2 separate regions of the Mus musculus genome follow, and region 2 is linked to region 1. The links are chromatin loops, found by intact Hi-C in ENCODE. Cell type or tissue: gastrocnemius. All regions are shown on one strand.

Region 1 (2,500 bases):
ACACATCACAGGTAACTGATAAATTATTTCTCTGGCGGAGAAATGAGCCAATTCAAGCCAGATTAGCGATATTTATAAAGGCAGGTTTATTGGGAAACTGCACACAGGAGAGATCACTGGTTCCAAGAAATGAGGCCAAGTCGCCATGGAGAGGGAGACAGAGGGGGTGGGGGGAGTGGAGGAGGGAGGAAGAGAAAGAGAGAAAGCTCGCACAGAGAAAGGGAGAAAAGAGAGAAGGGCGGAGAGCGGAATGTCTGATTCATAAAGGGAAGAGCCTCTGGGGGGAGGGGAAGCCCAACCTCTGGGCTGGGAAGTTTAGAGTAGAGGGCATGCTTTGCCAGGTAGGTACTGAGGGATGCTGGGAGAACCCGGAAGCCAGGTCCACTTTGGTATGTTAAATATTCAGCCCAGTTTCTTGTTCTGGGTCTGAATCCCAACAGTAACACCACTCCGCTGAGGAGAGCGAAAAGGGAGACGTCAGGACTCTCTCCCTGACTCAGGGATGATGTCCTCTTCCGCTCTCAGAAAGGGAGAGCTTGTAACTAGATAGGACCGCCATGCCTACTGCTGTGAACCACAGCTCCAAGACTCAGAGGCCGCGAAAGAATCGAAGAATCTGGCTTGTGTCTCATAGGAAGCACTGTGTGATCCATTTGATCACAAAACTATCAACTTGAAGTGCATGGTTCAGAGCTTGTCTGTGTGTTTGGGGGTGGAGGTGAGTCTGATAGCACAGCACATACCTGTAAATATAAACACTCAGGGAATGAGGCCGGGGAATTGCAGATTAGCTTGGAGCATATAGAAAGACCCTGTCTGACAACAAAAATTCCAAACAATAACAAAATAGAATTTAAAAGTCCGAGCATTTCCGACAGACCAAGATAAAGGCAGATTCCTGGATAAGATTTGTCGGCCTTGGGAAAAAAAAAAAAACAAACCGTCAAATTCATTGCAGCCAGCTCTCCGACTGTTCAGTTCCTCCGGACTTCATGCCGCACAATGTCAGGAGCTGAGCTGGACTTTTGCTGAGACCCTTCTGAGGGGAGTCCTAGGCTGGCTTGCTTGGTGTTTCCGCTTGTGGATAGCAAAAGGCTTCAGAGCCCCGCGGGGGGGGGGGGGGGGGGCGGCCCTTTCAGAGAGGGCTCTGCGGCTGGATCACCACTTCAATGACCGTCTGTTGCCACCTGCTGGCCGCTGGGCTGCTGCACAGCACTGCACAAGGATGTTTCACGGGTTGAGGGGCGGGGGTGGGGGTGGGGGCTCCTAGGAGCCCCAAATGTGGTGGCACAGGACTTTTATCCCAGAAGTAGGTGAGTTCAAGTTCAGTCTTGTCTGCATAGCTAGTTCCAGGCTAGGCAGGGACCCCGTCTCAGTTAAAATAAAATTAAAATTCGGGTGGGACATAGGCAGCACTAATTAGGTTGGGTTGTAATTTTGTTTAAAAGAATAGGATGTGAATTTGGGAAGAGGATGGGCACAGGAGGAGTTGAGGGTGGGGGTTGGAAGTAGGTGTAACCTAAATACATTGTATACATACATGAAATTATGTAACAATATAATATAAAAATCTAATAAAGAATAAACTTTGTAATATGTGAATGGGGATAGAAGTGACAGATCCACTGTAATCCGTTCATCAAACCATGAAACTCAGTGAAACTCAGCTTTTGATTGCTTCTGTATCATGTCGTTTGATGAGCTTTTATAGATATGTTCTCTTTCATTCATTCACTAGTCAGTCATAAACACTTTGGAGGGACCCAGAATGGCACTGGCGTTATTGATAGAATGAGGGTCACATTCTCATTGTTGCCTCAAATAAAAGCAAGCAGTACAATCTATCCTAGTCTATTATTATTTTGATACAGGTCTGACAATAGCCTGGGCTGACCTGGAACCAGTAATCCTCTTGCCTCAGCCTCTGCAGTGGTGGGATTCCAGGCTGAGCTACCACACCCTGCCACTCTACTCTTGAATTATAATTTACTTCCACTTACCCCTCAGCAACAACGACTTACTGACTCTCCATCCTCCACAGGCTGAAGCAACAACCAAGAGCAAAGAGACCCAGGCATGACTCTTGTCACTGTAAAGTCCAGTAGAAGAGACAGATGTTGATCAACTGCAGAATTGACATCACAGTGCAATGTGGTAGGGTCAAAGGAACAGTTCCAATAAAAGGGGCCTCAGAGACCTCCTAAGTTCTAGATAGAGACTCAGGCTATTTGGTATGCACTGAAGTTACTTAAGCACTTCTGCCTTGGGGGGAGTGTAACCCAGTGGGCTGATCTGTATGTATAAAGATTCTCACCGCATGATTTTTTTATACAAGCTAATGCACACGGAGATATAAAGAAAGCTGCCCAAGTATCCAAAGATAAGAGTTGCTTAAGCAAATTATGGTATACTAAAAAAAAAAAAAAATCTAGAGCCACTGGATACGTCTCTTTTCTTCCTGCTCTTGGCTACACACTCACTGTTACTGGATCATTGTGAT
Region 2 (2,500 bases), 410 kb before region 1:
AATCAATGCTCCTACCTCAGGGAGGTGAGATGAGAAGCAAGAAGAGAAGAGGAGGAGCCATCTCTCTTCCCTATCCTCAGCGGTGGGGTACAGCGACAGGGATACACTCTGCACATGGAACACACTGAGGGAAATGTTCATTGCAGAACCCAGATGCCAACGTGGAGAAGAGACGGAGTGCTTCCAGCAGCTGCATCTGGCTGTTTGGCACGCTCTCTGCACGGTGGTGCTTGTCCTGCCCCCCCCCCCTTCACCCCCAATCTGCATTTCCACAGCTATGCCAGTTACCTGCTAACTTCATTTCAGCTTCCCTTATGACACACAGCTTGCTACATATGTAAAGTTACTGCCATAGTTTCTGTTTTCAAACTTCTGTGGACCATTCTAAAGGAAGCCATATCAAGACCCTTTCAGCTACCAAGACCTAAAGAAAAAAGAAGAGAAGAGAAGAGAAGAGAAGAGAAGAGAAGAGAAGAGAAGAGAAGAGAAGAGAAGAGATTCTTTATCCTGGACCCCTTGCATCCAAGCATCCCAATCAGATGCACATGGAATGATTTTGAAAATCAGGAGAAAAGTCTGCTTTATCCCAAGTAAGCATGTTTTTCCTGTATGTGAGGGGCAGAGTGCAAAGGGTTAATCCCAAGGCTGTACAGCTAGGGAGATCCTAAGTAAATTTAACCTACAAGGAAGTTTTTCTTTTAAATCCTCGCCTTTAGCAGAGCCTTTTTTTTTTCCACATCCAAAAAAAGTAAGACACCTTCCATGGGTTTCCCTCTCCACGTTTTTATAATATACCTTTCAGCAAAAGCTTTTACAATGATATTAAACATTAACTCTAGATGGGTTAATCCCAAGACATGGCAACAGCCTTAAGGTTAATAGTCCTTTTAATTAAAGGATAAGTCAGTTATTGAACACAGAAGCTAATCACAAAAGGATTACCAGTGAAAATGAACATAGTCTATGCAATTAGTCTGATAATTAAGTCTTAAGTACTGGACAGAGATCAAAGTGCCTGTAATACGCAATAAAGTTCCAAGAGTTGTAAGGATATTCAAAATGTTAGCTTGTGCTTTATTGCACCTTTCATTTATCATGTACCCATGATAGCAGCAAACACGTTTCCCCCATGGATGTCAGCATGGATAACTGCAACAGCTGTTACTACATAAGCCTGGTGTTCCTCACAATATGATTACTCTGTCAACGACGGCCGTAAAAGGTGGCATCTGCATTCATCAAACAGAGTTATCAATAAATGTAAAGCCATACAACAATTAGAGATCTCAAAGGAAGAACAAATCCAAATAGAAAAAAATGCCAACCACACTCTTTAATTACCAAAATTGTTAATCAATAAAATGTGCTCATAACTTTTAATTAAATTTTTATTTGAACTGGATGTTTGGAGAATCAGATTCTTTGTTTTCATTACATTTAACAGTTGCATTAGAAAAATCCTGGTGGCGGCTGAAAGGCCATTCCCTGGGGAACACTTTGTATCTGTAATTGCATATTCTCACCTACAGAGGGTGTTAAGAATCCTTGTAAAGAAAAGGAGAACAAGGAAACATCTCACAGTAGCGATTATTACAGAGCAAATTACTAGGTAGAGCAATCCAGGAGCTGTCAAGAAAGGTTAGCAAAAAGGAGTGTGAAGAAATCAACCATTCAGCAATTCATCATGGGCCAAAATCAGCTCTGAAGTTAAACCAAAGGGAAGGGCATTGGTTTTCTGAAGTCAAGACTCCCTCTGTTTATAGCAACAAATAAAGATTATAGGTTACTGGTGATGGATAAGAAGATGCAATGACAAGGGAAAAATCAATTACTTTAATCATACTGATGACACTCAGGCACGAGATGATGAGAATAACTAGTTATAATTCCCAAACTGTTTCTGTATACAGTACCATTACTTTACTTTTAAGGTGCGTTGATAAGCATCCGGGTGATTCACATAACCTGTCCCAGAAGTTGGCTGAAAGAAACCCCATACAGAAGTCTCAGTCTCTTCAGGCTGAATGCAACCTTCCCTGTTACACTTTGAAACAATCTCTTTTTTGATTTGTGGAAGAAGAAGAAGAAGAAGAAAGAAGAAGAAGAAGAAGAAGAAGAAGAAGAAGAAGAAGAAGAAGAAGAAGAAGAAGAAGAAGAAGAAGAAGAAGAAGAAGAAGAAACTAGATCTTGACTTTCCTTCTCACCTGGCTTTCCTCTAGGCTGTCACCCTCAGCTCCAGGCCACAGGAGCAAACCACCCACATCTCCTGATGCTGACCGCACTGGTGATGTAAGCGGAAAGTTGTCCATTTGTATTTTTGAGGGTTGATAGTTGAAGAATGAAGAATTCATTTAGAGGTTCATTCTAGGGCTTTCCTTAAACGTACATTGATTTCCTAAATTCCTGTCTGAGATAAGAGTGTGAATGGTAGCCACCCACCTACCCTCTCAGGGTTCCAGCAAGGGCCACTGATAGGACTTGTAACTCCAGCATAGTGACC

What was found. A loop is a pair of places that touch in the nucleus more often than their neighbours do. Peaks named below come from ENCODE experiments on the same cell type or tissue, not always from the same donor. Only the 100,000 strongest peaks of a DNase experiment are listed, where the experiment ranks them.
Region 2: a loop joins it to region 1, with 2.5 times the contacts of the local background. A loop is called at or near these places in 11 of 42 quality-filtered maps.

The regions. Positions count from the first base shown.
Region 1 is chr2:73,583,449-73,585,948 of GRCm38, reverse strand. It overlaps Chrna1os (cholinergic receptor, nicotinic, alpha polypeptide 1 (muscle), opposite strand), which reads right to left and starts at 1,089. Exons shown (of 2, transcript NR_153820.1): 1 at 942-1,089. In gastrocnemius, a CTCF peak has its summit at 1,200 (motif pointing left); DNase peaks (open chromatin) are centred at 210, 551 and 1,185; H3K4me3 peaks cover 1,259 bases; H3K27ac peaks cover 1,085 bases.
Region 2 is chr2:73,997,778-74,000,277 of GRCm38, reverse strand. No RefSeq gene overlaps it. Among named protein-coding and RNA genes, the nearest start is that of Gm31472, 21 kb to the right of the region's middle. In gastrocnemius, a CTCF peak has its summit at 1,515; a DNase peak (open chromatin) is centred at 1,545.